Linked DNA regions of Homo sapiens: all the other regions are linked to region 2. A link is a loop called in an ENCODE intact Hi-C map of the cell type or tissue named here. Cell type or tissue: GM12878. All regions are shown on one strand.

Region 1 (8,000 bases), 81 kb before region 2:
TGAGCTTCAAATAACCATCAGATATATTCTGAGACACACACATATGCACACACATACACATACACACACATACACACACACACACCCTCTGTACAGGCTTGTAATATGAGGCCTGTGATGGTGATGTCTCATGTTATTTAGGGAGTCGGGTTCTAAATTTCTACAAAGATGAAAATTGTGTACAGTTAAAGGTGCATTTGGAAAATCCCTTCAAATGCCCACTAGCACAGTGAGGTGCTTGCACCGTGAGAGGTAGGAAGTAAATCTGATTACTTCAGCTCTCACATGCCCCTTGCAGGTGAGGATGGGCAGAACCAACACCATGTCAGCCCTCTTTTTCACTCTTCTTGCTGAGGGCATGGAGATGAATTCACTTTAGTTAACTGTATAGGTTATATAATTTCACCTTGATCAGCTCACCCCCAGGAGGGTTAGTCCTGTCTACAAATACAAAAGCCACTCGTGTCTTTTTTGTAGGAAAAATTCCTCACTACCTGGTAAGGAAGACCCTCCATTGTCTCAGCCACTAAAAACACTCCCAGTGTCTTCCATCCCTTTTTCTTCCCCTTTCTCTCCTAAAAAGACTGACTTTGGCTTTTGAAAATTGGTTAAACCTTCTCTCTCTCCCTCTTTTCTCTCTTTCTCATTAGCATTTCTAAGTGTAATGTTCAAAGCTTCCAATGGGGACAATGCCCTGAAATTTCAGACAGCTCCAAAGGACTCCTTCCCACGCTGATGTAGGCACTTGAGTTTTGAATTAGCAATTTCCCAGCACAACCTGAATTCTAGAAGTTAGGTTACAAGTGGATTGATGAACTTTATTATTCAGACCTTTTCAGTTAAAAGTGCCAGAAACCAACTCAAAGCTTAAGTAAAATGGGGAAGTTTTTTTGACTCATGCGAGTGAAAATTTGAATGTGGTATTAGCCTTGGGATGCTAGTGAATCGAATGACAAGGATCTCTTTTCCCTCCCCTTGCCTTCCTCTTTTCCACTGTCCCTTCCTCCCTCCCCATCTCTTCTTCCTTCCTTTCCCCCTTTCTCCCTCCCCTGCATAGACTTAGCTTCTCTTTTCTCTGTAGGTTGGGGCTGATTCCCTCTTACAAGAGGACTCCATTCATTTATGGGGTTGGGTGAACTGCATCCTTCACTCACATCATCACATCTTAGGGCCGTCCAAGGAAACAGTGATTTCTCTCTTCTGGTGCCCAAAGGTGTGTCAACAAAAAGAGTCAAACTCTGTAAAATATTTGAAGAGATTTATTCTAGCCAAACATGAGTGACCAATGGCCTGTGACACAACCCTCAGGAGATCCTGAGAACATGTGCCCAAGGTGGTTGAGCTACAACTTGGTTTTCTACATTTTAGGGAGACATAAGAAGATCAATCAATACATGTAAGATGTGTATTGGTTCGGTCTGGAATGGCAGGACAACTGGAAGCGGGGGCGCTCACAGGTCATAGGCAGATTCAGAGACTTTTTGATTGGCATTTGGTTGAAAGAGTTATTATCTAAAGACCTGGGATCAACAGAAGGAATGTCTGGGTTGTGATAAGGCATTGTAGACACCAAGGTTTATCATGTAGATGAAGCCTCAGGTGGCAGGCTGCAGACAGAATAGATTGTAAATGTTTCTTATCACACTTAAAACGTCTGTTCTATCAGTCTTAAGGTTGAGTTGATGTTAATGCTGGTCAGGTGAGCCTGAATTCCAAAAGGGGAGGACGGTTTGGTGAAGCATGTCTGACTCCCTCTTCCCATCATGGCCTGAACTAGTTTTTCTGGTTAACTTTGGAATGCCTTGGCCAAGAGATGGGGTCCATCAAAATGGCTGAGGACTTAGAATTTTACTTTTGGTTTATGGATGAATCCCAGAGAAGGATTCTGATAGGCTGGTCTGGTCACAAGCTTCCTTAGCCCAGTCACAGGGTCTGAAGGGAGAAGACACTAGGATTGGGCAGACCTCGATCCCATGGCCAACCTTGTGGCTTACGGGAAGACTGAGGAGTTTAGCAGCCTGACAGACACCATATAGCAGTATGCAGTGTGCCAGGCGTGGTGGCTCATGCCTATAATCCCAAAACTTTGGGAGGCCAAGGTGGGCAGATCTCCTGGAGTCAGGAGTTTGAGGGCCAACAAGGCGAGACCCCGTCTCTACTAAAAATAGAAAAAATAGCTGGGTGTGGTGATGCGTGTCTGTAATTTCAGCTACTCAGGAGGCTGAAGCAGGAGCGTCACTTGAACCCCAGAGGCAGGGGTTGGCCTGAGCTGAGATCACACCACTGCACTCCAGCCTGGGCAACAGAGTGAAACTCTGTCAACAAAAAAAAAAAGAAGAAGAAGAAGTATGCAGTGACAAGGATTTTCCCAAAGAAAGATAAAGGGAGAGTGCAGGTACAAATGTAAAGAAGAAATAAGCACTATGTGGAATAAACCACATATGTTCACCTCAGGGTCCTAAGAAAAATCAGAAAAAAAAAAAACAAAAAAACAAAAAAAAACAACAACAAAAAAACCAGACCATCTCACTCCTACCATCACACATTCAACCAAACATCCTAATGGGCCTGCAGCTCAAGCTGACCTTACCAGCACTGTGTATGATATTACCTTGCAACTAGTAACAGTCTTAGCAACCGGCCCCAAATAGTCATCTCTGAGCAGTGATCCACAACTTGGAGAAGGCATGAAAACGAAGTTTCTCTGATTTGAAAATCTGCTCACTTTGTAAGTCAGGATTTTGCAAGTTTTCTAATTATAGTGGTTTACCCTTAAAGCCAAACAAAACCAAAAAAACCAATGCCATAATTGCGTGCAATGCTTGAAGCAATTACTTTTGGCAGCTCCAGGCACCACCTCCGTTCTCCGTCATCCATCACAGTGTGGACTGAATGTCTGCAGAGCAAGCATTCTGCTGCCATTCCAGACCAAAGGTCATGCTAATGTCTCTGTCTGTTTTTTCTCTCTTTATCTTTCTTCTTCCCTCTTTTAAAGTCTGGTCCCTAGACAAGCAGCATCAGCATCTCCCGGGAACTTACTTGAAATGCAAATTCTTGAACCCCTTCCCAGACCTGCTGAATCTGAAAGAGAAAGTAGAGGTGGCAGCAACCTATATTTTCACAAGCCCTCGAAGTGATCCTGACGCACCCTCACGTTTGCTGAATCCCGCCTTATGTAATGCCCTATTGTCACACTGACCTCAGAGCTATGCACACATATGCTTCCTCTTTTTGTTTCCTGCTCAGAAACTCCCCATGGTCCAGATAATAAATTACATACTCAGTTTAGTCATTCAAAGACCTTGGCAATCTCATTTTCCTAACTTATTGCTAATTAATATATTCATTGTTATGAATCTTATTTATTTATTGAGCATTTAGAATGAGCCAAACACTATGCAAGGTCCTTAATATACCTTGTGTATTAGTCAGTCCAGGTTGCCATAACAAAATACCATAGCCTGGGTGGTTTAAACAACCGGCATTTATTTTCTCACAGTTCTGGAGGCTGGAAGTCTAATATTAAGGTGCTGGCTGATTCTGGTTCCGGTGAAGGCCCTCTTCCTGGCTTGTAGACAGCTGCCTTCTTGTGGTGTCCTTGTATGGTAAAGAGAGAGAACTCTCTCTCTCTCTCTCTCTCTCTGTTTTTTCATCTTCTTATAAAGCCACCAATGCTATCATGGAGGCTCCTTTCCCTTGACCTCATCTAGCCTCAATTACCTCCCGAGAGTCTTATCTCCAAATTCGACACATTGGTGGTTAGTGCGTCAACATATAAATTTGGGGGATATGCAGTTCAGATCATAGTACGTTGATTTATGTAAACCTTCCAACAAGCTGTGAGATAAGAATCACTGAGCCCATTGGCTGTTGAGGAAACTGAAGCTTAGAGAAGCTCGGGAAGCTGCCTAAGACCAAAGTTAGTAGGGGGTGGTGCCAGAGTCTAATCCTGTGGAGGCATTCTTCCTCCCACACAGCATCACTCCCACGACCTGTTCTCTCCGTTATCCATGGCTGCCCAGGTGTCCAGACGTGCCCCTGCCTTCCCTCCTGGACACCTTGCTCAAACCACCCCTAAACCTGGATCTCCTCTCTGCGCTCCTTTGTCTAAATGTATTGAGTCCTGGAAAACAAATCCATCTTCACTGGCTTCCCTGATGAGAATCATTTTCTTTTTCTTTTCTTTCTTTCCTTCTTTTCTCCTTTTTGCAGCAAGTTTTTCATTCCTTTTTTTTCTAACATTATTCTCAGGGCTCCTCTGTCCCTCCAAATTCTCTTTGCTCACCCCAGGCAGTACACGCCTCTCTAAGTTCCTTGCTAACTTCACTTCCAGTAGCTCAAGGGAGATCCCTATGGAGCATTATTGATAACAGTGATTATTAGTGTTTCTAAATATTTTGGAAATGTCCACCACATTCTAGTAACTACAGGTTTCTGCAGACACCCAAAGTCTTTTTTGGAAGGAGCTGATGACCCAGAGTCAGCAGATTGAAACTCAAAGCAAAAGGTTTATTTGGCCAACGGTTTTCAAATCCTTTCTGTCTCTCTCTTTCTCTCCCTTTTTTTTTTCCTTGTCCTTTTTCTTGTTTTTCTGTTTGTTTGTTTTAGGGATAGCAGAATCAAATGAAGCAATGATAGAAAAAGGTAAGTTGGATGGAATAATGAGTGGTGCTCTCACTCCCAGTGGTCAGTTCTGATATCAGTATGACAACAGAGTAGTATATAAAGCAGAGGTTGGCAAACTGTAGCATGCATCACAATGACCTGGAGTGCTTGTGAAAGCACGATTGCTGCTGCACCCATTCCCTTTCAGATTGACAAGAACTGGATGGGGCCCAAGAATATGCATTTCTAGTAAGTTTCCAGGTGATGTCAATACTGCTGGTCCAGGGGCCACACTTTGAGAACCACTGACCTAAAAGGCTTCCTTACCCTTGTTGGAGATTTAGAAATAGATGAGCATATATATGTATCACTGAGATGCTTTGGCTAGGGTATGAGTAAACCCACCTGAATGTAGTTTAGGCAGTAAGGCATCAAAGGAAGTCTGGAGGTAGTATCCATGGATAGCTCAGCCAATGACTGACTTCAATAAGGATTAGCCTCTCCCCGTCTTTCTGTCCTGCCATCCTCATCATGTTGGCTTTGTTCTTGGGCTTGTCTCTTCATTATTCCAGAAAGGCTGAAGGCTGCCACTGTTCCACGTATCACATGTGAACCCAGAAACATCAGCCTGAAGAAGAGATGGGGTTTTCTTCCTTGCGGTTTTTTTTTTTTTTGAGACAGAGTCTTGCTGTGTCTCCCAGGCTAGAGTGCAATGGCATGATCTCGACTCACTGCAACCTCCACCTCCCAGGTTCAAGCAATTCTCCTGCCTCAGTCTCCCAAGTAGCTGGGATTACAGGCTTGTGCCACCATGCCCAGTTAATTTTTGTATTTTTAGTAGAGACGGGATTTCACCATTGACCAGGCCGGTCTTGAACTCGTGACCTCAAGTATTCCACCTGCCTTGGCCTCCCAAAGTGCTGGAATTACAGGCAGGAGCCACCGTGCCTGGCCCATGTATCTTTTTATTCAGGAGGAACAACTCTCCCAGAGGTGCCCAGAGGGTATTCCATTAAATCCCACTCGCTATAATAGTCATGTACCCACAGTTGCTGGCAATGGAATTACCATGATCTGGTGAGTCCAAGTGATATCCCCTTCCTGGGGCTGGGGAGGAGCCCTTTGCCCCTGTCTCCCTGGCCCACCAGCGGATTGTAGGGGAGGAGAGAGAACTGGCAGTGCAGGCTTACAGAGCATTGAAGCAGCAGCAGCTGCAGCTGCATGGGGAGCGACCCCACCTCACTTCCTGGAAGAAGCCAGAGCCACAGCTGTGATGCAGAGACCTGGGGCCTGGCCACACTCCTGGAAAACTGGCACCAGGAGCTGCCACACCTGGGTGGGGGAGAGGCAGGCAGATCCTTTTCTCTGGCCATGCTAGCAGCGTGGGGGTGAGGCCTCCAGGTACTCGTTCACACGTTGGGCATCAGCGGGTCCACGTCTTGCAAGGGTTGAGTGCCCGATGGACTAGGGCCAGGGCCTGGTTGACGGTCAGCCTGTGGGGCCTGGGGTCACTCACAGTTGTGTCTCTTTGTTCTGAACATCCATTCTGAGTCGCAGCCCAGGTACACCTTAGGAAGGGCTGGGTCCCATTACCCTGTCCCTGAACACCACTTATTAAGACAGCTGATGACCCTGGCTCGCCTTGTGATGGAGGCCCCTGGGAGTCAGCAGAGCCGAGCACATAGCACACATCAGGCAGAGCAGGCCAGAGATGGTCAACTCTTGAACTTAGCCAGCTAAAAGAAGGTGGGAAAGGTCCTTGGGGGAGGCAATTGACTGTGTCAGCCACAATCACCTACTCCTCCTTCTCTGCAGATCCCACTAGAGGAGAAAATAGACACAAGGGGGTGAGGGGAAGAAAGTATGGATCAGGGCTTCCTGGCATACTGCATCGAAGGATGCCTGCGGTGGACATCTGCAACTTTTCCTACCCAGTGTCTGCCCCCTCCTTTCTCCTAACAGCACCCAATTTTCCTCTGGGGAACCACTCCACCCCGATTTGGGTGGTCTTGGTGGGTCAAGCAAGGTGCACTGACTTCACCTGTCCTTTCCCATCACCCAAGCTTGGCCAATCTGAGTTTCTATCCTGGGGATTTCAACCTTGAGCAAAACAACACAAGAGCAGAAAACATTTGGAGAGGGCAGGTGTCCTCCCCTCTCTGGAAACAGGAAATAAGCATCCCCCACTTACAATCCTCCTCCTCCTCCTCTCCTCTTTTAGATATAGCATGTGCAGGTGCTCTGTGGGAAACTTTACATGCATGGTCTCAACTAATCCTAGCAACAATCTTACGGGTGACTACCACTACCTCCATTTTACAGATGAAAAACCAAAGCTTCAAGAACTTTAAGGATCACAGAGCTAGTAACTGGTAGATCTTAGATTTGAATTTATACCTACCAGATTACGAAGCCCTGTTTTTCTTGTTCTCCTAGAATATGAGGAGAAAATGAGCCCTCCCCAGGCAGCACTGTGAAATGGCTGAAGGTCTTTTATCTTCTCTGTCCATATACGTGGGAGTCTTAGCGCCTACACTGCTGTCTAATCTAGGCTTGTTAGAGCTGGGCAGTGTTTCACAATCCTCCCAGATAGCTGGCAGTAAGATGTAAATGACACTCATAGGAGCCCTCACGGACAGCTACTTGGAGACAGTCTGTGTGTAATATGGATAGAAAAAGCACTGCTGATAGTATCTGAACCTCTGGATCTGGCAATACCTGAAGTCCAGACTCCTGAACTTCATTTTTGCGTAAGTCAGTTTGAATTGGGTTTTATTGCTTACAACTGAAAAAGTTTTAGCCAGTGTTTCTTAATCACTTTAAAAAATGGAGGAATGTGGAAGTGGCTTCGCTAGGGAAGCTTCCAGCGTGGGGATGGCACAAGCTGGAGGTGGGGCAGCGGTGCCCAGGGCGCCGGCGGGTCCTGGGAGTCCCCGGCGGGAGCAGCAGCCGGCAGCAAGTGCAGCTGCTGGGGAAGCAGTGCCCAGCCCCGTGGTCCAGGATTCACAGCAAAGAGGAGAAAGTGAATTGCAAGCCCAAAACCCAGGACAAACAGGAGATCCCCTTCCAGCTCCGGGAGATTATGAGGAGCCGCTGGGAGATGAAAAATCCGACCGGTAACAAGAAGAGGAAGAAAGCGGCCCAGGTGGGCTTCAGAAAGACACTGGAAAAGGAAGCAAAGGGAGTGGAGCCCGACATTGCCGTCCCCAAGTTCAAGCAGAGGAAGGGGGAGTCCGACTAGGCCTTATCCAGCACATGCTATTCCTCAGCAAGAACCAGGCCACCCAGCAGCCAGAGGTCCAGGCAGCTCCCAAGGAGAAGTCTGAGCTGAAAAAAGCAAAAAAAGTGTTCCAGAAGCGACGACTAGATAAAGTCTGGCAGAAAAAGGAGGAAAA
Region 2 (8,000 bases):
CTGGTGCCATTCACTCAAGTAATTACTAATTAAATTTCATAACTAACCCTGCAGTCGGCCGCCTCCCTGGTCTTTGTGGCACTGAGTTTGCAAGTCCTGCCTTACTCTGAAGGTTCCTTTTGTTTTCCTGCTCTCCTTCCCTGATTAGTTCAAGCACATATTCAAAGGAGCACACATTCCCTGAGCTCCTTCTGACTGATGGGTGTTGTCACAGGCTTCTGGAGAGAGCTTGTCTGCAATGACTTCTCCGTGGATAATGGACGTCGACTTGGCTGCATTTCTCACGCCTTCCCCTTGTGTTTAGCAATCTCACATTTTTGGAGATGTTGTTGGAGCATCTGTGATGAACCAGGGGCTGGAATGAGAGCTTTGCAAACCCTCGAACCTGTGCTTTTGGGGAGGTGTTATCAGTCCTACTCTATAGATGGAGAAACTGACATGCAGAGAGGCAAAGAAAATTGTTCTGGGTCTCATAACTGACAAGGGATGGTGCCAGGATCTAATCCCACGGTTGGATTAGTAGATCCTGAGCCCTATCTACTTCATATACTCTCTGGCCCCATCAGGATTATCTGTAATGAGAGGCTCAGGAGGCCCAGGGTCAGGACCACATAGCTGGTGTCAGAAGGGTCCAGGACAGGGGGTCCATCGCAACAGGAGAATAAGCAGATCGTGGAAGGTCAGGCATGGAAGCCACACAGCACTCAGCCTTCTAAATCCTCCTATGTGCGTCTTTTGATAGACGGGGAAACTGAGCCCCCTGGGGTGGGAAAGGTTCATTTCTAATTAATTACTCTTCTCTCTCTCTCTTTTTTTTTTTTTTAATAATTTCAACTTTAGATGGAGGGGGTACACGTGCAGGTTTGTTACCTGGGTATATTGCATGATGCTGAGGTTTGGGGTACAATTCATCCCATCACCCCCATACTGAGCATAGTACCCACAGTTAGTTTTTCAAACCTTGTCCTCCTCCCTCTCTGCTCTAGTACTCTCCAGTGTCTATTGCTGCCATCTTTATGTCCATGAGTGCCCGATGTTTAGCTTCTACTTATAAGTGAGAACATGCGGTATTTGGTTTTCTGTTCCTGCATTAATTTGCTTAGGATAATGGCCTTCAGCTGCATCCATGTTGCTGCAAAGGACATAATTTTGTTCATTTTTTATGGCTGTGTAGTATTCCACAATGTATACGTACCACATTTTCTTTATCCAGTCCACCATTGATGGGCATTTAACTTGATTCCATGTCTTTGCTATTGTGAATAGTGCTGCAATGAACATTCAAGTGCATGTATCTTTTTGGTAGAATAATTTCTTTTGGATATATACCCAGTAATGGGATTGCTGGGTTGAATGGTAGCTCTGTGTTAAGTTCTTTGAGAATTTCTCTTCTTTATAATACATTAATCCAGGCTTTCTCCACCTTGGCACTATTGACATTTTGGGCCAAATAATTCTTTGTTTTAGAAGACTGTCCTACACCCTGTAAGATGGCTAGTGGCAACCCTGACCTCTACCCACCAGAGGCCAGTTGCACCTCCCTGGCCCCTGGCCAGGTTGTAACAACTAGCAATGTCTTCAGATTGGAGGCTGGTTGAAAACCCCTGCATTCATCTGACCAGGCCCCTTGCTGGCTTACAATTCTTCAAGTTTCCCATAGTTTTTCTGGATAAAAGCAAAACTCCTTTGCTGGATCTATAAAACCTTCAATGATATGGCCCTGCTAATATAATTCAAGACACTTGTCTCTAGCCAGCACCCTCCCCAACGCCCAGAGAAAAAAATAATAGCTGACAAATACTGAGTACTTCCTAAGTGCGAGGCATTGTTCTAAGTATAAGTGCACTCCAAGGGTCACCATCTGTATGTCATAGCTGAGAAAATTGAAGTCTCTAGAGTTTAAGAAATGTGCGCAGGGCCACATGGTTAGCCCCTGGCAGATCTCCAGTTTGAATCCTGGCATTCTGACCTTGCCCCCAGCCCCTTTGCTTAACATACATAATAGGAACGATCGTTGCTCGAGCTTCTATCAATGCCGTTCCCTGAGGATGAAGCCCCACCCTGCTTCTCTGCACCGCTGACTCCTCTCACCCTCACTGTTCCCGGACAGTGGAGACAGCGTCTCTTTCGTTGCTCATCAAATCCTATGCCTGGCACAGCCCCAAGCTCAGCCAGTGTTTGTAACTCACCGGGTGTGTCAGCCCAGGACTCACCTCTCCTGGCAGGGCTGTCTTCATAAGGGATGATTTGCTTGACCAAAACAAACTCACTTGCGCTAACTTAAACACAGGGAAAGCAATCCTGAGGAGTTAGGTTATCTTGCAGGTCACAAGGACAAGAATTCATCTGGGTATCCTCTAGTTTAAGACTAGAAATTCCTCACAACAGACTGGTGCTGGGAATTGGAAAGCTGGCAGGAAGCAAATGGGCTCTTCCTCCTCTCTCTTTGGGTTCTTAAGGAGCACTTTTCTCCTTCTCTGCTTCATTTGCCTGCTTTTTGCTGTAGACCAGCCCCCAGCTCTCTGTTTGCACACCAGAACATGTGACTCCCAAATGCCTCCCCAGCACGGCCACCCCAACCACCCCAGCACAGGCAGCTCCAGCCCAAGTCTATGCACCTTAAAGGTTTAGTCCACGAAGCGACTTGATTTGTAAGTCTGAGCCCTAAGGCCAGGTCACTGGGAGGGAAATCCCATTGGCCCTGCTTGGTCAGGGGGTCACAACCTGGCTACAGATGACTCACTGGGGACTCTGGGAATAATCTCTCTCAAAAGGTAAAGTGGACAGGGACAGAGAAGATGATTAAGAAAGGAATAGAAATCCAGGGGAGGCCAGGCGCGGTAGCTCACACCTGTAATCCCAGCACTTTGGGAGGCGAGATGGGCAGATCACTTGAGGTCAGGAGTTCGAGACCAGCCTGGCCAGCGTGGTGAAACCCCCATCTCTACTAAAAATACAAAAATTAGCTGGGTGTGGTGGTACATGCCTGTAATCCCAGCTAGTGGGGAGACTGACTCAGGAGAATAGTTTGAACCCGGGAGGCAGAGGTTGCAGTGAGCCAAGATCACGCTACTGCACTCCAGCCTGGGCAACAGAGCGAGACTCCATCTAAAAAAAAAAAAAAAAAAAAAAAGAAGAAAGAAAGAAAGGCAGGGGAAAATTGAAAATTATGACAGAGGAAACAATGAGGTGAAAGAAAGGCCCAGTGTCTCAGATCGCCCTGGCTGTCCCCTGAGTTGAGGACACATCTCTTTCCTCCTTCTAAGAAGAGGCCTTGTCACTTTGTTCTTGCTGGCAGAGCTGGAAAGGCTTGAAGGAGACCACCCAGTGAGGTCACCACACAGTCCTCTTTGCTGCCCCCCATCCTCCCTGCTTTATGGTACCCAAGTCAGGGCTGCTGACCAACCACTGAGTGTCTTGACAAGTCTCAGAGAAGAGATGGACAAGGTACAAAAGTCCTCCGGCTGTTCGGCTGGGAATGGGCTCCCTAATTATGTTCTCAGCCCATACGCCCTGTGGCCACAGCTTCCAGTTAACTAGCAGCAGCCAGAGGGGTGGGGCAGGGGCAGACAGACCAGGTTCCAGGTAATTGTGGCCAAGCCGGAGCTGAACACAGAATGTGGAGGGTGTGCTGGCTTCTGGACACCCCAGATTATGGCTCTGGTGTTGTGTCTATATGATGCAACCAGGGTGTGTATCTTCCCCCCAGGGAAAGGCCCTCCCCACTCCAACCACCACCACAGGTGGTGTGGAGAACTTGCTAGATGCACGCAGTATCTTCTTCCTCCTTCTCAGGGGCCCTGCTGAGCCCAGAAGACCTAATTATATTTAGCGGGTTGCAGTTTAGGACTTGCGGTTAGGCAGGAAAGTGTGTGATTCTCCAAGTGTGGTTCCCCCTAATACCTGCATCTGAATCCCCTGGGGAGCTTATAAAAATGCAGCTTTCTGGGCCCCACCTTTGACCTATAGAATCAGAATCTCTGGATTGGTGGGGCCCAGGAGTCTGTACTTTAATAAACTTACTCTCTCCCCTCTGCTGCACATCAATCGTGTGCACACCAGTGATTCTGTTGTACTCAAAAGTTTAAGGACCGAAAATCACTGGCACAGTGGTTAAAAGCTTGGTGTCTAAACTTGGAGCCTGACTCTCTTATTAGCTGGCCCTGTGGCCAAATTAGTTACGATGCTTCATCTCAGTTCCCTCACCTGTAAAATGGGCATAAACACAGCATGCATGTCATAGAGTTACTGGAAGCACTCAGTGCCCTTAGCTGTAAATAGTGAGCACTGCCTAATGATAGCTGTCATGCTTTGTTGTGGTGGAGGACAGAGAGGATATGAAAGCTGTGAAGGCCAAAGACTAGAAGCCAACCCAGACTTAAGTCTAGAGCTGGCGGACTGGGGTGCCAGGGAAGAATGATCTCTGAGCAGAGCACAGCAAAGATGAGATGTCATCCAGGGCAAGGCCCAGAGGAGGTCACGTGCTGTAAAGTCCCTGCAGTGAGACAGCATGGGGCACCTAGGGACGAGAGCCAGACACAGTCAAGGGCAAGAAAGACAGGTAGGCAGGAGCCAGACTGGGAGAGGCCTGGTAGACCAAGGCGTGGGCACTTGATCCTGTGAATGATGAAGGGTCATGTAGGTTACATTTGCACACTGTTACACCTTTAGACACGGGCACCTGAGGTTCTTGCTTAGGGTGTGATTTATAGGGCTCTACCCTGGAGCCCACTGCCTCCCCGACAACCTGGTTGAGGAGTGGTGATACCTAAGGATTCGCCACCTGGAACCTACATCCACTTCTTTATGCATCATGCTTTACATACTTGGAACTCCTGCTCCAAACATCCTGAGCCTACCTTTAGGGTCTGTGCACACCTCTTTCTCTTGTCCCTCTTCCTTCTCCAGGGAGGCTGCTACAGCTTTTGTCCAGCAGGCCAATCTGAGAGGCAACCGTGTGTGTACAGGAGGGGTGGGCAACTCTTGGACTTGCAGTCTGTGGGGTCCACATGCGTGGGGCTGGAGATGGGCCTTGCACCCTCCTTTGTGCTCTTCTCCCAGGTTGCAGTAGGTATCGGGGCAGGACTGCTGCAGATTTGCTCTCTGGCTTGCCAGAAGGGAATGGACTAGGCGAGGCCTCCAGACTCAAGGCCTGCAGACCTGTTATGAGCCTGTTGCCAAAATCCCAGCCAAAGAAAATGGTGGCTTCTGGCTAAGTTGTGGTGGCTAGGAGTGGGGGAAGGTGACTGATTCAAGAACTATTCAGTAGGTGGCCTCATACTGTTCCCTGTCTTGTCTTTGACTGCTCATGGGAACCAATCCACCATTCCACAGGGAGGAGGAGAAAGTAATTTGAAGCTAGCAGGGTTAGATGCAGAAACAATAGGCTTATCCAGACTATACAGAAAAAGGTAAAAGAAAAAAAAATCAGTGACACACAAAAGCTAATACAATATTACCTCACTTGCAGAAGAGCATTGCTGAAAGACAGGACCTCTGGTGCATGGCAAAGACTGAAGAAGAGAGAAGTTGGGGAGGGAAGCTTTGAGTTTATGTGAGACTAAGGCTAGGTAGCAATCTCATGCCTTCTCATTGCTGCCAATGAAAAAATTTTAGCTTGCCATCAAAAAACAGAATTTCTGGAAAACTTATATCCTCCACTATGTGCTTGACAGCTTCCCCATGTTTGAAGACTCTTCTGATAAGATCAGTGTGGATATGAACACATGCGACCTTTTGATATTATGTAACAAAATGTGTCAACATTTGGTAGATCTGCAGAACTCTGTGAACCAATATTTTCCAAATAGTTGATATAATGTTATAGAATCACACATGGGTAAAAGGTCCATTTAAAACACAACATAGACAGATTGATTTTAATATGATAAAATATAAAAGCTCACTGATAGGTTTTCAGATTTCATGTTGCATCTAACCAGTACAAAAACTACCACTTGTTGAGTTTTGGTATAGTATCACAAAGGAATAGCCACAGTTATCTGAAGAGGGTATTAAAATCGTCCTTTCGTTTCCAACTGTGTGAAGCTGAATTTTTAAATACATTTTAACCAAAACAACGCATCCCAATAGATTGAATGAAGAACATATATGGGAATCTGGCTGTCTTCAATTAAGACAGAAGCTGAGGCCAGGCATGGTGACTCAAGCCTGTAATCCCAACACCACCTTGGGAGGCTGAGGTGGGAGGATTACTTGAGCCCAGGAGTTCAAGAACAGCCTGGGCAACATAGTGAGTCCTTGTCTCTGCTAAAAAAAAAAAAAAAAAAAAAAAAAAATTGTGTGGTGTGCACCTGTAGTCCCAAATACTTGGGAGGCTGAGGCAGGAGGATGATCGCTTGAGCCCAGGAGATCGAGGCTGCAGTAAGCCGTGATCGTGCCAGTGTACTCCAGCCTGGGTGACAGAGCAAGACCTTGCCTCAAAAAGAAGAAAAAAGAAAAGATTAGATTGGCAAAAATGTAAAAACAATACAACTTTATTTTACTAACTTTTAAGAAAATATAGTTATTTTTCATAAAAATATGATACACATGTTAACATATAAGGGGTTTATTATTGTTATTCTAATGAGTTAATAAATATTTTAAATACATATTTTTAAAAACATTCTTTGGGCTCATGTAGTTTTAAAGGTATAGGGTTCTGAGGCCAAAGTGTGAGAACATCCATTCAAACTATTTCTTGGAAAAATCTCACTTTTTCACTTAAAACGGTATCAAGGATATCTGTTCAAATATAATATCTAATAATATAAATAATGCTACCTTTTTAGTACTTAGAGTATGCCCAGAAATTGTGCTAAGCAGTTTGCAAGCATCAACTCATTTCCATTTACTCTTTACAAAAGAACCTGTGTGAGGTAGGTACATGTACCCCAATCTGCAGATGAAGGCACAGAGAGGTTAAACTGCTTGCCCAAGGATACACAGCTACTTAGGTGATCCAGCCAGTTTTGAACTCAGACACTCTGACTCTAGAGCCCGCATGTTTCGTAGTAACCAAAAGTATGGAAGTCCCAAGATGTCTGTGAATAAATATACCTTGAGTAGGTTTTAAGGACTAAAGTGGTATATAGGGCTTTGCTTAGGAAAAATTGCAACATAAATTTGGGTAGGTGATTTATGTAGCCATGAATCTTTCTCACCATAAGTAATCTGTGGTCTTGGTGTACCTGTTGTGTTTTTGCACAGGCCTTCTAGCACCCCCCAAAAAACTGAAAGACCAGAGAAGATTAGCTGTTCACCTGCACACTCTTTTGAGACTCTCGGTGAATACCAAGGGTTTCCCTGCCAAACTGTGAAGAATGCCTTCTCTAACCCACTTCAATCCACCTTCTGTCTTCTTATCTGCTGTTTCATAACCCCATAGTTTTCCTGTAGCCATGTATCCCAATTGGTAATGATCTGTTTGTCAACTGGATTGCTCAGATCCCTGCTCCCCGACTAGATCACGTCAGGTCTAGTTGCTCCTTGAGAACAGGGAACCTGGCTGTTTGCATTCATCCTTGTGTCCTCTGAACCTAGGACAGTGCCCAGTACACTGTAGCTCTCGTAAATGCTGGTTGAGTGAATGACTGTGAAGTAGATACTCTCAGAGCTCTGCACCTAACCCCTTCACTGTTTCTGTGCACACCAGCTCCTGAGGGACTCTGTTTCCTACCAGTCTGTCCCTGCACTTCTTCATTAGGGGCTGCTCTCAGGCAGCTAGAGCCTTGCTGCACCAGTCAAGTGCTGGCGATGCCTGAAAATGTATGCCCCTCTGGGGACAGCCCTTAACCAGTGACAGGTGGTGAGAATTGCAAGTAGAAATACTTCGTCATATCACCCCTCATCAGGACACCCAAGATGCACCCCGTTTCCGAAGGTTCCCTGCAAGATTGAATCTAAAGTACCCTTCCTGGCAGGGGTCTCCAACCCCCAGGCCATGGACCAGTACCTGTCCATGGCTTGTTAGGAACCAGGCCGCACAGCCGGAGGTG
Region 3 (8,000 bases), 100 kb after region 2:
TTTAAAAACCAATCTGATTCCAGAGCACTCCACGCAGCTGCCGGGTGCCCAATTAGCATCCTGAATTGTGCCAGGCAGCCAGCCCAGTGGGTGCTCTGGCCATGAACAGCTTCAGCAAAAGCCTCCCTAGCCGCAGGCCAGGCAGAGCTGGAGGTGCAGCCACGGGGCACTGGCCAGAGGGTGGAGACCACTTCTTGGAGAGAAGACACAGAGCAAAGAGCACTCCAAGTTCAAGGCGAAGCTTTTGGAGCTGGAGCAGTGGTTCTGAAGTGGTGGAGCACAGCTCCCTGGAATGCCTCAGACCCTTCATGAGTGGGCCACCACGCTGGAGACTCCTGTGTGCCCCTCCAGATTCACCTGCCATTTTCCTCTACCCTGCTCTGTGTCCTGGAAGGCCGCCCCGTACGGAGTCCTCTGGCTTCTTCTTAGTACAGTGGTCACCTCTTATCCATGATTTTAGTTACCCACAGTCAACCATGGTCCCAAAATATTAAATGGAAAAAAATCACAGAAATAAAAAATCCATACATTTTCCACTGTGCACCATTCCAAGTAGAATGATGAAATCTTGTACTCTCCCACTTCAGCGCACCTGGGACATGAATCCTTCCTTTGTCCATTGGATCCACGCCGTCTACAATCCCCACCGTCTAGTCACTTAGTAGCCCTCTCGGTGATCAGATCGACTCTCGTGCTATCCCAGTGCCTGTGTTCAAGGAACCCTTATTTTAGTGAATGATGACCCCAAAGTGCAAGAGTATTGATGCTGGCAATTCAGGTATGCCAAAGAGAAACTGTAAAGTGCTTCCTTCAAGTGAAAAGATGAAAGTTCACGACTTAATAAGGAAAGAAAAAGATTGTATGGCGAGGTTGCTAAGATCTGTGGTAAGAATGAATCTTGCATCTGTGAAATTGTGAAGAATGAAAAAGAAATCGTGCTATATATATATATGTGTGTGTGTCTGTGTGTGTGTGTACGGTTCAGTAGTATTCTATGGTTTCAGGCACGCACTAGGGATCTGGGAACATACTCCCCATGGAGAAGAGGGGACTACTGGCAGGAGATTGGTGGGTGGAAAGAGAGAGGCCAGGGTGCTTATTGCATTGCAAGTTGGCAGCATCCCTCCACCCCAGGGCACACTCCTGTCAGGCAGCCTTCTCTCACTCCTCTTTCTGGCTCCTTTCCTTGCCCTGTTAGCCTAAGGGTGAGAACAGCTCCCAGCTGGAAGCCCCAGGGCACTAACCAATCTCTTGTGGTTACCCTAAATCTTCCAATACCCTTGCCACTGGTGCCTTCATTAAACTTTCTTTAATTATGCTGTTTGAGTATATCATCAGTTCCCTGCTGAGACCTAGACACAGTCACCAAACTTGGAACAAAATATAAAGTATATTTTTGCCACAACTAAGTTTATAAACGATGATGGGCATCTGTCTCTGTGCCAAGCTGAGCGGGTCATGTGGTGCATCTGCCAAGACGCCATTTGGTTGCAAATAACAGAAACCCTGATTCATGCTGCTTTAAATAGAAAATGGGGTATTTTCTCACTTAACAGAAGGTCTGAAGGAAGGCAGTCACTGACACTGATTTCAATGATTTCAGGACCAACCTCTGTGATTCTCTAGGCTTTTCTCTTGTGGACACAAGATGGCTGCTTCAGCTCCAGGCACCTCATCCATGCTTAAGTTGGGAATAAGCTGGCCTTATGAAAATATTAGGTTGGTGCAAAAGTAATTGCGATTTTTGCCATTACTTTTAATGGCAAAAACTGCAATTACTTTTGCACCAACCTAAAAGCATCAATCACTTCTGCGCAGGAAAAAGGAAGATTTCCCAAATGCTGCACCAAGAAGACTCACAGGCTATATCTGGGTAGCCCAGCCACTCTGGCTGCAAGGAAAGCGGGAAGAGAACTATACAGCATTCAATCCTCTGGAGGGGGAGGTATAAAGGGAAAGAGAGTCTGGAAACTGTTTGAAGGTAAGGTAACTCTTCAGCAGGGTCTTGCATTGCACCAAAAAATAACAGAGGTACACCTTGCAATGAGCACAAAATAAGAGGCACAAGTGAGGGTGAAGTCAACCTCCCCATCTCCCATTTCTGGTGTTTACTGGCACGAGTGGGACTTTTGCTAGTCAAGGCAGTAAATGATTCTATTCTGCCAGCAGCCCCGTCCCTTCAATTGTGCTGCCAAAAATATTATTATTTTCACAGTCTAATCGGCCCACAAAAAGTTACAGTAATTCATGTTTTCCTGGTGCAGAGAGCCAAATTCCTGACTCGCCCCAGAGTTAAAAGGCACAGTGGCTTAGGGCAAAGGGCAGAATCCTTCAAATTACCAAACTGAAAGGCTTAAAACAGAATCCAAATCAGGGAATGATGCCTCCCACCCCCCTAGCTCCTCATCTCTGCCCTAAGAATGTGTTCATGTCTTCTCAGCCTCCAAAGGTCCCTTGCACTTTAAGCAAGATCATTCTTATTCCCCAATTTTTCCCCCAGCTCTGCTCAAATATGTAAGCATACAATGACTGTTTGGCTGCCTCATCACTGTCAAATGACACTAGACCAGTTGTGATTTTCTTCTTTCTGCTCATCTGTCTCTTCTCATTTTCTTGACAATAAACATGTATGGTGTGTAATCAATTTTTTTAATTTAGTTTTTTTTTAAACAACACTAGGCATCTATCAGAAGGAAAATGAGAATACCACCCTAGCAAATTATACCATTGCCCCCATTTTGCCCGTCCATGGGGGATTAAAGAAATATACTCCCTAAAGGACACAAGTAGCTGCCAATGATTCGCTGAGTCAGATTCAAGAAGCTTTGGAAGGAGTAGTTCAATCTAGTGGCCTTCTCCCCACTCCTTCTGAGCTTCCTGCACAGTCTGGGGAGAGAAAGGTTAATTCCACACTGTGATTGAGGTTTATCAAATATATCAGACTTTCCTCAAACAGTTTTGGAAATGGCCAAGTAATGGAATGACCTTGCCAAGCTCTTTCCCACTGAATTTCGGAGCCTGTGTGTATTTTGATGGAAATATAATCCATATGTTTGCTTCATTTATACATCCTCATCCACACAGCTCTAAGAGCTAGCTGATTGATGTCCAGGGGCTCTTAGAGACTTTTTGGAGAATTTTTTCCTCAAAAAGGAGGAAGCTGACTTCACTGGCAGCAGTAGGAGCTTGCCTGCCAAACATCTGGGAGTGAGTCAAGACACAGAAGCCAAAGGTCTGGAGAAGAAGATGAAAGATCAGGTATCATCCTTCTCCAGGAATAAGGCTCGTGGCTTTTTTCTGTATCCAGTACTGATTGCTATGGTTCAAATGTCCCCTCCAAAACCTCATGTCAAAATTGAATTGCCATTCCAACAGTATTAAGAGTTGGGACATTTAAGAGATCATTAGGTCATGAGGCCTCTGCCCTCACGGATGGATTAATGCAGTTTCCACAGGGGCAGGTTAGTTATCACAGGAGCGTTCTCGAATAAAAGGATGAGTTTCCTCTCCATCACATGTGCACGCTTCCTCACCACGTGAGGCTTTCTGCCACATTATGATGCCACAAGAAGGCCCTCATCAGATGGCCAAGCAGGTGCCACCACCATGCCCTTTGACTTCCAGCCTCTAGACCCATGAGCTAAATAAATGTCTTTTCTTTATAAATTACCCAGTCTGTGGTATTCTGTTACAGCAGCAGAAAATAGACTGTAATACTTAATAAGCGCCTACTATTTACAGGTGCAGTGTTGCTGTGGGGAGCAGAAAAGCTACAAAAATGATTCTCATCTGTGGATTCTCTCCTCAAGGAGCTACCTAGCAGTTACACTGGGGGCAGCAACCTTTCCGTAAAAGGGCAGATAGTAAATAATGTGGCTTTACTGGCCTGGCGGTCTCTGTGGCAACTCCCCAACTCTGCCAGCAAAGCGTGAAAGTTGTCATAGACAATACGTGAACAAAAGAGGATGCCTATGTTTCAATCAAACTTAATTCACAAACACAGGGCTGGGGCAGATTGGCCCACAGACCATAGTGTACCAATCGCTAGTCCAGCTGGAACCATGTGAAATTGTTGGCATTTGATTGTTCCCTACCTCCACAAACAGCAATTTCTTACGGTTTCACCTAATGGTTAGGGAGAGTAAATAAAGTCAGACAACTAATATGAAGAAGAAAGTACACGAGGCCATGATCATGGTAGAGATGATGTTGTTTGTCTGATGCTTCCGAAATGCAGCGAGCTCATGTTTCTAGCCAGGTGACCTCAAACTCATCTCTCTTCCCTACCCTGCCCTAAGTGCGCCACATGGGCCTCCATTTCCAGTGTGAAAGTACAACCACTGGTTCTGCTAAAGTTGCATTAAAACCTAAAATACTTTGTAGGTTTTAATGGTATTCATGGCAGGGAGGAGGATTGACATGGTTGAAGGTGTTTGAGAAGCACAGGAGTAACTGATATCAACCAGGATGGATTCTTGCAGGTCTTACCAAAGCCTTTGACATGATCATCTTCAGAATCTAGGACATCTAAAGAAGGAGATGGAACATGAAGTATTTCCCCAACTGATTTGTTCGAGAAGACCTTTGTTTATGAAAAGCATCCCTCCAGATTGTGGTTCTGTGAGCTATACCATAGGAAATTCTGAACTTTATGTTTCTAAAGAGAACAGTCTTCTCTCATGGCAGACCCTGTTTCTAGGGCCCACGTGATTCTCACGTGACTCTATTAACAAAGTCGGAGTGGGAAAAGATGGTAAGACAAAGATTCTGCCATCAGCCTGACATCTACCCTGGGGAGGAAGGTTTGACCGAGGATGATCCCAGAAGCAGCACTGATTAGATAGCTGCCACTTTCCATTTTCTGCTTTAAGGGATGTAACTTGACACCCAGACTTGAACCTTTCTGGGAGAATTCATGTAATGACATTATGACATCTTGTGGCCACTTAGAGGAACCCACAGTATTCCCACTAGATTTCAATCCTGAAGGACAAAAGCCCCCATTAAAAGACCACCAGCCAATGGAGTCCCAGGAGGACATCTCCCCTTTTCCTGCTCTGTCTTGGCCCACAGGATAAGTTTCTACCAGTTAGTCTCTTGCAATTCGTAGTGTGGTCTTTGTACCAGCAGGACTAGAAGCATCAGCACCAATGCAAATTCTTCAGCCACCCCAAAGCAACAGAGTCAGAATCAGCATTTTAATAAGAGCCCGAGTGAGTGGAATACGCAGTAAAGCTTGAAGAGTGTTGCTTTGGTCTACCTTTCTTTGTGGGTAAATGCCAAGTTTTGCTTCTTTTTTCAGTATTAGGGGAAAGGCAAGCATCAGACGTGGGCAAGCAGAACGTTAAGCTAGAAGCTCTGCTCTGTGGTTTGAACTATGTCACTGTTTCTAGGAATTTACAAGGACCCAAGAACAAGGCCAATAATTTTGTTTGGCTGTTTTTCCTAGTATTTATTGGATATTTTTGCCAGATCACATGTTAAGCATGCTCCATGCACTCTCTCACTTAACTCCCACAGACTTTGAAGTAGAAACTATTACTAGCCCCACTTTCTAGAGGAGGAGACTAAGTCTAAGAGAGGAAGCGAACTTCCAGCTAACCACGTAGATGGTGATCTCTGCTCAGTCCTCAAAACTCACTAGAGTCAGGGGGAGAAAATAAAAAAGCTATAAACAAATAAGACATAAACAGGAGAGGGAACAACAGCAAATAGGAAATGTCAAGAAGTTTACGGGGATGGAGAATGGACAGAAAAGGACAGCCGATTTGGATCTTGGCTTTCTCCTCTCTAATAAGTGCCTGCAGAGACAGCAGCAAATAAGGAGAGATCATGCAGTGCTGAATCTTGGAAGCTTCTGGAACTGGAGGTACCAGGTACCTCTGGAGGCAGGCTGGGAAGGGTGGTTGAAAGTCATTACAAGCTTAACCACTCCCTTCCCCTATCTTCTCCCCAGGCCCACATTACCAGGCAAGTGCCCCAGCTCTGCAGCTGCAAATGCGTAGCTGACTCTCAGCAGATGCTATGCCAAGGATGCTGGTTTAGGGGACACCAGACCCTACTAAGGATAGGAATGAGGAACTGTACTGAAAACAGGGGAGTAAATGAGCGTCAGTCCATTGAAGAGTGAGGCTCAGACCCTTATCTCCAACTCAGCTCCACAGTGCCATCCTCTAGCTCCTCAGCATCCCGTGACTATGGCCCCCAACACACACACACACACACACACACACACACACACACACACACACACACACACTGTCAACCCCAAGCAGACCCTTAGATGCTTCTTCCCCAGGGAGGCTGGCTGAGCCAAAAGCAAAGACCCAAGGAATTTGATATTTGGGGACTGTATTAGTCTTTTCTCATGCCGCTGATAAAGGCATACCTGAGACTGGGTAATTTATAAAGAAGAAGAGATTTAATGGACTCAGTTCCACATGGCTGGAGAGGCCTCACAATCATGGCGGAAGGTGAAAGCCACATCTTACATAGTGGCAGACAAACAGGGAATGAGAATCAAGCAAAAGGGGTTTCCCCTTATAAAACCATCAGATCTCATGAGATTTACTCCTACCATGAGAACACTATGGGGGAAACCACCCCCATGATTCAATTACCTCCCACCAGGTCCCTCCCACAACACGTGGGAATTATGGGAGCTACAATTCAAGGTGAGACTTGGGTGGGGACACAGCCAAACCATATCAGGGACTCTTTGGAAAAAATGCCCACCCACAGGTTTTTCAGACAACTGCATCCCCCTAGACATGTGAACAGTATTTCCACCTTCACAGAAACCAAAACAGACTAAAAGGGAGAAACAGAGAAGCAGAAGAAGGTTTTCAAAAACATCCTCCGGGCGGGTGTGGTGGCTCACGCCTATAATCCCAGCACTTTGGGAGGCCGAGGGGGGTGGATCACAAGGTCAAGACATCGAGACCATCCTGGCCAACATGGTGAAACCCCGTCTCTACTAAAAATACAAAAACAAGTTGGGTGTAGTGGTGTGCACCTGTAGCTACTCGGGAGGCTGAGGCAGGAGAATCACTTGAACCCGGGAGGCGGAGGTTGCAGTGAGCCGAGATTGCACCACTGCACTCCAACCTGGTGACAGAGCGAGACTCCGTCTCAAAAAAAAAAAAATTCCTCAGAAAGAAAAGATAACATATCCTTTAAACAAGAACAGGATACTCTCAGAGACTAATAGAACTGAGCAGGAGAGTCTGGAAATTAAAAACAAGTAGCTGCTGGGTGCAGTGGCTCACGCCTGTAATCCCAGCACTTTGGGAGGCTAAGGCAGGTGGATCACCTGAGATCAGGAGTTCAAGATCAGCCTGACCAACATGGTGAAACCCATCTCTACTAAAAATACAAAAATTAGTCAGGCTTGGTGGTGCAATCCTATAATCCCAGCTACTCGGGAGGCTGAGGCAAGAGAATCACTTGAACCTGGGAGGCGGAGGTTGCAGTGAGCCAAGATTTTGCCACTGCACTCCAGCCTGGGTGACAGAGCAAGACTCCGTCTCAAAAAAATAATAATAACAAAAATAAAAACAAGTAGGTAACCAAAGCAAGACAGCAATGGGGTTGTGCATTCCAGCCCCTGTTTCTTTGTTTCTTCCCCACTCCTGTTTAACAACTGCTCCTCCCAGTCTCCCTCTCAATGTTGTCATCAGTCACCCACTTACAAAGCCCTAGGAGAACGCTATGGGCCGAATTTTTCTCCAAAAATTCACACGGTGAAGTCTTAACTCCCAGTACTTCAGAATGTTTCTGTATTTAGACATAGGGTCTTTAAAGAGGTAGTAAGATTAAATGAGGTCAAATAAGTGGGCCCTAAAGCACGTGACTGTCCGCACTTGGAGATAGGGCCTTCAAAGTAGGGCAGGCCCTAATCCACCTAATCCAATCTGACCAGTGTCCTTATAAGAAAAGGAAAATTGAATGCAGGATGAGAAGGCAGGGGTGCATGCACACAGAGGGGAGATCATGTGAGG

What was found. Hi-C counts contacts between places; a loop is a spot of excess contacts. Peaks named below come from ENCODE experiments on the same cell type or tissue, not always from the same donor. Only the 100,000 strongest peaks of a DNase experiment are listed, where the experiment ranks them.
Region 1: a loop joins it to region 2, with 4 times the contacts of the local background. A loop is called at or near these places in 5 of 110 quality-filtered maps.
Region 3: it touches region 2 in a loop (2.2-fold over the local background); 5 of 110 quality-filtered maps call a loop at or near these places.

What each region holds. Positions count from the first base shown.
Region 1 is chr3:72,079,411-72,087,410 of GRCh38, forward strand. The region is part of intron 2 of LINC00877 (long intergenic non-protein coding RNA 877); the gene reads right to left. It also overlaps the pseudogene CCDC137P2 and the pseudogene CCDC137P1. Among named protein-coding and RNA genes, the nearest start is that of LINC00877, 17 kb to the right of the region's middle. RefSeq lists a silencer at 2,541-2,610 and enhancers at 2,951-3,050, 7,750-8,000. In GM12878, no CTCF peak of the experiment used is centred here; a DNase peak (open chromatin) is centred at 3,161; H3K4me3 peaks cover 566 bases; H3K27ac peaks cover 4,051 bases.
Region 2 is chr3:72,160,290-72,168,289 of GRCh38, forward strand. The region is part of intron 2 of LINC00870 (long intergenic non-protein coding RNA 870); the gene reads left to right. Among named protein-coding and RNA genes, the nearest start is that of LINC00870, 13 kb to the left of the region's middle. RefSeq lists enhancers at 2,455-2,504, 2,525-2,624, 3,625-3,894, 4,405-4,514. In GM12878, no CTCF peak of the experiment used is centred here; DNase peaks (open chromatin) are centred at 4,022 and 4,142; H3K4me3 peaks cover 590 bases; H3K27ac peaks cover 2,815 bases.
Region 3 is chr3:72,260,613-72,268,612 of GRCh38, forward strand. No RefSeq gene overlaps it. Among named protein-coding and RNA genes, the nearest start is that of LINC00870, 110 kb to the left of the region's middle. RefSeq lists enhancers at 5,387-5,496, 6,352-6,421. In GM12878, a CTCF peak has its summit at 4,939 (motif pointing left); DNase peaks (open chromatin) are centred at 5,233 and 6,528.